Linked DNA regions of Homo sapiens: region 1 is linked to region 2. The links are chromatin loops, found by intact Hi-C in ENCODE. Cell type or tissue: GM12878. All regions are shown on one strand. Each heading gives the region's core, and the rest is flanking DNA. Links, peaks and the distances in the headings are about the cores only. Region 1 overlaps LINC01320 (long intergenic non-protein coding RNA 1320). Region 2 overlaps RASGRP3 (RAS guanyl releasing protein 3).

Evidence for each region. Peaks named below come from ENCODE experiments on the same cell type or tissue, not always from the same donor. Only the 100,000 strongest peaks of a DNase experiment are listed, where the experiment ranks them.
Region 1: a loop joins it to region 2, with 5 times the contacts of the local background. A loop is called at or near these places in 1 of 110 quality-filtered maps.

What each region holds. Positions count from the first base shown.
Region 1 is chr2:34,683,316-34,687,719 of GRCh38, reverse strand. The region is part of intron 1 of LINC01320 (long intergenic non-protein coding RNA 1320); the gene reads right to left. Among named protein-coding and RNA genes, the nearest start is that of LINC01320, 8.0 kb to the right of the region's middle. In GM12878, for the core only: no CTCF peak of the experiment used is centred there; no DNase peak of the experiment used is centred there.
Region 2 is chr2:33,486,745-33,491,148 of GRCh38, reverse strand. The region is part of intron 1 of RASGRP3 (RAS guanyl releasing protein 3); the gene reads right to left. Among named protein-coding and RNA genes, the nearest start is that of RASGRP3, 12 kb to the right of the region's middle. RefSeq lists an enhancer at 2,500-2,549. In GM12878, for the core only: no CTCF peak of the experiment used is centred there; a DNase peak (open chromatin) is centred at 2,250; H3K4me3 peaks cover 1,692 bases; H3K27ac peaks cover 3,790 bases.

The DNA of each region.
Region 1 (4,404 bases), core at 315-4,314, 1.2 Mb before region 2:
TAGTAGTCATGCTAATAAATGGCATAATAAAGTCATCCTAATATATAGTCCAGGCACTGGCAAACTGTGTCCAGGGGCTGAGTTCAGAAGCAACGAAAGCTTCTCACATTTTTCAACCTTTTCCAAGGTGGTTTTTTTTTTTTTTTTTTTTTTTAAGCAGAATATGTAACAGAGATTTTAGGTGGCCTACAAAGCCTACAATATTTACTTTCCGGTCCTTTACAGAAAATCTTTTGCTAAATACTGATATAGACAGTAAATTGGGTGACTGTGAGCACTCAGCCAGCAAGCATTTGATAGGTGTAGACAGTTCAGCTTCTCAGTACCCAAATAAGAGAGAGAGGAGACAGTCATTCCTACAGATAATGGTTGGTGAGAAATTTGGGTCTGTACAAAGGCAAACATGAGGAATGTAAAGATTTTTATCTTTTTTTGCAACCACTATATCAAGAAGCATATATTCATATCCTGATTTTTTTGTTTTTTTTTTTTTTTTTTTTTTTTGAGATGGCTTCTCGCTCTTTCACCAGGCTGGAATGCAGTGGCGCAATCTCGGCTCACTGCATGCCCCACTTCCCGGGTTCACGCCATTATCCTGCCTCAGCCTCCCAAGTAGCTGGGACTACAGGTGCCCGCCACCACGCCCATCTAATTTTTTTTGTATTTTTAGTAGAGACGGGGTTTCACCGTATTAGCTAGGATGGTCTTGATCTCCTGACCTCGTGATCCGCCCGCCTTGGCCTCCCAAAGTGCTGGGATTACAGGTGTGAGCCACCGCGCCCAGCTGGAACCCATTTTCGAAGACAACAAGTAATAGGAACAGAACAACTAAAGATATGAATTCCCGTAGAAAACCATTCATACATATGACACAGTTGGCAACGTCTATTTTTTTTTCCTTTTTATTGTTGAAAGACTGAATGCAAAGCAAACATTTTCCTTCATGGAATCTTTCTATGGCATTTTCTTCTCATGAATAAATATAAAACAAACTAGAATTTAATAGCCAAGTAGCCTGTTTGGAATCTATTAAAAGGATTAGACCCACTTGATACAATACAAATTGCTAATTAATGAAGTGATGCAAGTAAATCCTTAACAACATAAGCATAAAAAATTATTTTTTTGGCTTGAGTAGTAGATAACACATGAGTTTTTCATAGGTTCCAGTAAGACTATATATTATATATTCTTATTTCAAAATCATTCTGTTCTTTGAAGCTCTCCCAAAGTGAATACACTTGGCTGAGAACATTTCCATCCACAATTCACTTCTAGACCACACCAACATCACACTAATCCTAGGACTTTGAATTAATCTGTCAGAATATTCAAGTGCCATGTATGACTATTATAAACAGATAAAGCTAATATCCAGAAAAAGCTGAATATCATTTTTTAACATCTGTGATGGTTAATTTTATTCATTAACTTGACTGGACTAAGGGTGTCCAGATAATAGCTAAAACATTATTTCTAGGTGTGTCTGTGACAGTGTTTGTACAACAGATTAGCATTTGATTCAGTACACTGAGTAAAGAAAATCTGCCTTCACCAATGTGGTCAGGCATCATCCAATTCACTGCGCCCTAATAGAACAAAAAAGGGAGAGGAAGGGCAAATTCTCTCTTCTCGAGCTGGAACATGTATCTTTTTTTGTTCTCAAACATCCGAGACTCTGTTTCTCAGACTGGGAGTCATATCATCAGCTTCCCTGGCTCTCAGGCCTTCAGACTGAGATTGAATTACACCACCCACTCTCGTTCTCCAGCTCACTGATGGCAGACCATGGGCTTTCTCAGCCTCCATAATTTCTTGAGACAATACCCATAAAAAATCTCCTCTTGTATATTTATATATTGGTTCTCTTTTTCTAGAGAACACTAATACAAGATCCAATGATAAAGGTAATTGCTCCAGATGCTAGAAGCAAAATTTAAATAGAAGAAATGTGAGTTTTTCCATCAATGTTAAGAGGAAAACAGAAAGAGAGAGAGAGCCTTTAGTCATGTAGAATTAAGAGACTTAACCAAGTCTTTGGAATTAGAGTGTTCAGCACCACTAGAATGGAAATTTGAGACTCACATTTCTCATTTAAATAATTCTCTTGGAGACTTAGAATGTAGAATTTACACAAAAGATACCATCCAGTTTATTTCCATAAAAGATCTGAGTATCCTGTTTGAGGAAAATATTAGAGAAGACACAGACATTCTTACAATGACTAGGTCTATATGTTATAGACCATTAAGAGTTTAATTTGTTTTGTACTATTTGAAATGTAGCACCATGCTAGAATATTATTTTACTTATCAGATAGAGGGAAAGTAAAATAAAAAAGTCTTTATTTGATTGACTATTGGTTATAAATATCTGATAAATGAGATCAATTCGTAAATTGTTCATGTAACTGAGCCAGTTATCTTTGGGAATAACTCTTTTTTTCTGTGATAATTACAACTGGGGGAAAGAGAATAGTAATGAAAGACAACCCTAGTATGTGTGTTCTTTATATTTACTTATGGATGATCTTTAAAAAGCTCACTTATATGTTCCCCTAAATTTTGATTTATGATCTTTGTACAATGATTTGAGGACTACATGATGTTATAGATTAATTCAAATACTTTAGAGAGAGAAGAAAATGAGACTCAGAAAGGTCAAGTGTGTTTTTCAGATTCCTACATTAGGTCTCTTGGGCCTCTATTTCTCTCCTTTCTACCAAATCCTAACCACGATAAATGGTACAGGCTGAGCATCCAAAATCCAAAAATCTGAAATCCAAAATGCTCCAAAATATGAACATTTTTGACCCTCAAATAAAATGTTCGTTGGAGCCTCTCAGATTTCAGATTTTCAGATTTGGAATGCTCAACTGGTAAATGTAATGCAAATATCCCAGAATTAAAAAAAAATCAAAAATCCCAAATACTTCTGGTCCTAAGCCTTTTGAATAAGGGATACTCAGTCTGTATTTCTACTGTGTCATACTTCAGTAATTGGCCCAATAAGTTCAATAACGACCTTGCAATATTAGTGTCTTTACCTCAGCCAGAAATGAGTGGAAGGAACGTTATATGCAAACAGAAAAGGACACAGTTATTTTAATGTCCCTTCCTACCCTATCATTAGCCCTCTCTATCTTATCCCATTTATTGAGTTCATTAACCCTTAAAGAAACATACGAAACTTTAATGCCTGCACTTTTCTTAGTTTATGTATTATACTTCTATATCTCCATTTACATCGTGGTCCTGAATGCCATATTAATTATCTGGTTTACTCTTTCACCAGCCTCTTCAATTTCAAGTAAACTTCTGTACTTCTACTACACCCATTGAACCAACCAGAGGCAATTAGCATCCATTTTGAAGCAGCCAAAAATGTTGGTTCCTTCAAAATGGATGTTAAGTGACTTTGGAGAAAAATAGTATTATTCTATTATGTGGCTGGGTGACAATTTAGTGCTAGAAAGGCATTCAAGCTGCTGGACAATTATTTAATGTGTCTTTGGTAACCTCTTTCTTACACCCTTCAGTGACTGTCCCAATACTAATCACTGTCCTCATGCTGTCCCACAACCCAGCTCCTGCTCTCCCATTTGCAATAGAAAAATCTCATCACTCAAAGTACCAAATAGCACAGTATTGTAGCACTGTATTGCCGCCCTATCTTGCTTATCTTTCCTCACCATCTGATTGTAAATCATTTAGGAAGTAGCATTTCTTCTTTATCTTTGTATCTTCAATGGCTAGTATACAGGAAGATCCAGCATACATAGATGGGTATTGTTCATTGTTCTCTTTCTTTGCTCATTCTCTTCTTGCTGGAATTCCTTCCACCCTATCCTGTCTCTGTCTTCTTGCCATCCTTCCCACTTATTGCAGAATTACTTCTGAATTTGTTTGGTAATGTATTACACATCTATCTCCTCTCAGAAGGCTTCCTTGAATATTCTTACTCTGGGCTACCTGTGCTGACTATGCTCACAAAATGCCTTTCAATAACTCTGTTATCATTATTATATTGCCTCTATAATACATAGTTAAAAAAATCATGTAGCACAGAAAGTTACGAAATGAAAACTAAAATTTTCTCTTTCTCCAGTTCCTTGAAAGATAATGTCAGGATTAAATGGTTGACCTTTTCTCAAACCATGCCAATTACTCAAAATCATGGAGCAGTTGTTTGCTTTAAATTTGGATTACAACTTTCAATAACCTTTTTGTCTTATTGCGGATTTCAAGGGTTCAATTGCCTTTTTTTTGCTTGCTTATATAAGAAGCATATGTCTTTGGCTTAACTCTAAAATCATTCAAGTTCTCAACCAAAACATTTGTCAAAATGAAGCATCTGACTTCATGTTTCAATTAAAGCTAGTTATTCTCTAATGATGCACTAGAG
Region 2 (4,404 bases), core at 192-4,191:
AGACGAGGTTTCCCTATGTTGGCCAGGCTGGTCTCAAACTCCCGGCCTCAAGCAATCCGCCTGCCTCGGCCTCCCAAAGTGCTGGGATTACAGGCATGAACCACCGTGCCTGCTCTAAATGTTATCTTTTAATCTAATAAAAGTGTAACTCTGACAACAAAAGCAGCTAACTCTTACCTTGTCACAGAAAAAAATGTATCTGTTTTAGGCCCAGTATCCAAATCATTCTTTACTGGCTCAACAAATACGTCTCTACCTTCCAGACATTATGCCAGGGCCTGGGTATCCGGCAGTGAACTAAACAGGCCAGATGAGAAACTCTATGTGTGGATCTTGAGTTGCAGTTACATATACAATTTGGAGCTCCAGGGAAAGATCTGAGATGCAATTTACAATTGGGATTTATCACCAGGTAAGCAGCATTTAGCGCCATGGCAATGGCTCAGATCGCTCTGGAAGAAAGTATAAAGAGGAAGGACAAGAGGACCCACTCTTAAGCCTTGGGCTTTCCAACATCTAGAGGTCAGAGAGGGGAGGAGGAGCAGCAAAGCATCTTGAGGAGCTCCTGTCAGAGAAAGAGAAGGAAAACTTAAAAGCACGCTGTGCCATGAGGCCAGGGATAGAATGGAAGCTGAAGCTGTCAATCATGTTGAATGCTACTGCAAAGTTAAATAAGAGGAGAAAGAGAAATGATCTGCTTTTTTAGAATTTAACACAAGGAGGTCACTGGTGACCTTGACAAAGGTAGTTTTACAGAACTGTGGGCAGAGGCTAGTTTGGTGTGAGTGCAAGAGTAAATGAGAGGTAAAGAAACAAAGAAAACGTGTGTAGAATATGAGCTCAACAAGTTTGTTTAGAATTGCAGTGAAGAGAAGTTGGCAGAGGTTGTGGCAAGCAAAGGATATTTTTAAAAGATGAGAGTTACTGAAGCAGACCGATGCACTGATGAGGAGAACATAGTAGAGGAAGCTGAAAACTCAGAAGGAAGAGAAGATAACCAAAGGGAAGAGAATGGGTTCCAGTTATAATATGAAAGAAGGAAGAAGAACATGGTTACAAACATGGATAATAGTTATAATTAGTAAAGGGAACATGAGAAAGAATCACATAAATCATAGAGATATACAGTCATCAGGTTGGCAGCAAGAGTGTATCAAATCAGCCTGCTCTGATGCCCTCAGTTCTCTTTTCCTGAGTTTTTGAAGATGAAAAAAGCCAGAAACAGAGAAATGAACTTCCCAAGTCCCAGGATCAACTGTCCCATGACTTATGACCTAAAGATCCCTTGTTCTGTCCTCATCAACAATCTGTCAACTGGGAGCAGTGGCTCACACCTGTAATCCCAGCACATGGGGAGGCTGAGGCAGGAGGAGTGCTTGAGCTCACAAGTTCAAGACCAGTCTGGCCAACATGGTGAAACCCCCTTCTCTACAAATGATACAAAAATTAGTTGGGTGTGGTGGTGCCTGCCTATAGTCCCAGCAACTTGGGAGGCAGAGAGGTCACAGTGAGCTGAGATTCCACCACTGCACTCCAGCCTGGGCAATAGAGCCAGATCTTGCCAAAAAAATAAAAAATAAAAATAAAACCCACAAAAGAAACAACAATGTGTCCCTCATTGCTTTGAATATTTTCTGCTGACTAAATATCAGTATCCTTGCCTGCCAACATTTGATCTTTTGGACACCAAAGAGTGCTGTCAGCCTGTGTTGTGAACCATTCAACTTGGCTTTTCATTCTGAAGGACTGGCCATTTGACATCTCATCTCCACCCTGACGCCGATGCAGCAGTATTTCTGCAAGTGTATTAGGCCATCATCACTTACTGCTCAGCAGCAGACAAGCAAAAATGTTGCATGTAACTCATCTAAAGTGTCTTTGAAGGCATGTTTGCGTGAGATTTTTAATTGTTTCACATAGATCAGGATTTCTCAACCTTGGTACTATTGACATATTTGGTTGGATAATTGATTGTCATGCAGGGCTGTCGTGAGCATTTTGGGATGTTTAGCAGCATCGTTGGTCTCTACTAACTAGATGCCAGTAATACTCCACTGCCACTCCCAGTAGAGACTACCAAAAATGTCCCCAGACATTGCCAAATGTCCTTCGGAAGGCAAAATCACTCTCAGTTGAGAACCACTGATATAGACTGATGCCATAACATCAAAATGGAAACCAGAAAAAAAAAAAATCGGTCAAACCCCTAAAATCTTTTCTAGTATCAGAATGTCTGTTTCTTGTGTAGGCAAATGCCTGGCTATTTGACTGAGTTTTTCAGTTTCCAAATGAATACTCGATATCTTCATCAACAAAAAACATTTGAATGAACATGTCTTTTAGACATCATCTCAACTTGATTTTTAATTCTTGAACCAATCAGCAAGATTTAACATGTCAGAATTTGACATAATTGAGAACATTTTAAAGCTTTCTAGGTCCAAATGTATTCCCCGCCTGACTAACTGGTGGATTTTGGCCCTTGTTTTATTCCTGTGTTAATCATTTTCAGTTGTGTTTTATTTTTGCTTTTTGTCATCAGCTGCTTTAATCCTCTTCTGGAGGAAGTCAGAGGATAAATATGAACACAGGCATTTTTTTTCCATTGTGTATGGAGAGTTCTTTTTTTGTGAGAGCATTTTACCTCCTTTCCTACGGCCCAGCTACTTGGTCCCATTGAGCCTTGAGCAATCTCACAATGACTTGATATAGAAAGCATTACCTTTTTACTAATAAAGCATCTTCTGTGTTCCATTATTACTATTCAGAGTTGTTAGAGGTAAGGAGTGATGCTCAGTGAGAAACTATTAGAAGTAATTTGTTCTAGTACCAGCTCTGTCAGTTACTGGCAAAAAGCTTGCATTTCTAGGTGTCAGTTTCTTTACATTCAAATTCAATTAACACTTATTGAGAGAAACGTGCTTTGCCAGGACAATACTTGATAGTTACTCAAAGGCTGTTTTGTAGTAGGATGTGGCTGCTCTGTATGGCAACAACTTTTGAAAATCAAGAGGTTCTCAGTTTCTTGCTTTCATAAATAATCGAGTAAGAATCAGCCATGAATTGTGTTAATCTTTCTTGAATCACGGCTTTTCCCATTGAGAAAATAAATGTATAAGTTTAATCTCTCTTGTGTGAAATATAAATTCTGCAATAACTAACTCTAGTTGGTAATATACATATATACGTGATGAAATGTTTAGGAATGAAGTGTACTGCTGTCTGCAACTATGTTGCCCAGGCTGGTCTCAGAATTCCCGAGCTCAAGTGATCCTCCTGCTTCAGCCTCTCAAAGCGCTAGAATTACAAGCATGAGCCACCATGGCTGGCATTAATGGCTTTCTTAAGGTGCAGCAATCAGAATTATTCCAAATGCTCTGAGTCTCAAAGTTTTGTTGTTTTCTGGAGATGAGGTCTCACTATGTTGCCCAAACTGGCTTCAAACTTCTGGACTCCAGCAATCCTCCTGCCTCAGCCTTCCAAGTAGCTAGGACTACAGGTGGAAATCTCAAACTTTTGTTTGAGGGTAATAGGAAGATATTTTTTGATTTGTTTCCTGTAGTCTCTGTATAATGCTGAACCAGGCTAACTGCTTTTCAAGGAATCCTTTCCCTATATAGGTTAATGGCATATTCATATGCTGATTATTCAAATTAAAACCTCCAAAACTTCTTTAACTCCCTCCTTTCCTGCACACCCAAATACAATTAATCTCAAGAACTATCAACTTTACCTTTTAAACATTTTGAAAATTCTTCCACCCTCTCTATTATCATTGTCTTTGTTCAAACCTATCTTTGAAGTCTTCTTTTGGTATTTGGTATTTTTCTTTCTCTGATCTGTCGTCCTTATTGCCTTCAGAAATTTTTTTCCAGAATGCAAATGTATTCATGTCATCCCTCTACTTGACAAACTACAATAATAGTTAAGAATTATTATTAATTATTTTGCATGTCTGAATGACGTTGTGAACTTTTTAAGAGAACTTATCTTTTAGAAACACATACTAAAATATTTACGGATGGAATGATGAAATATCTGGGATTTACTTCAAAGCTAATATGGGAAGGGGAGAACATCGGTAGGGATATATAAATTAAATAAGAATGACCATGAATTGAAAATTGTTAAAGTTAGATAATAAATGGGGGTTAATTATCATTTATTTTGTCTATTTTTATATATGGTTGAAATTTGCCATATATAAATCGGTTCTCAAAAATACCGACATGCTTCAGAAGGGCAAACACTACTGTTAACCACCCAGAACCACCTTATCTTTGCTCCTTTTCTCCCGTCCCTCTTCCAACATGTAATCTATGATTCAGCTCTATCAAGTTACACATTAGTCCTGGAATGCACTGTTTCAAATATAGTCTTTTTCTTCTTGAACAATGACTTTTT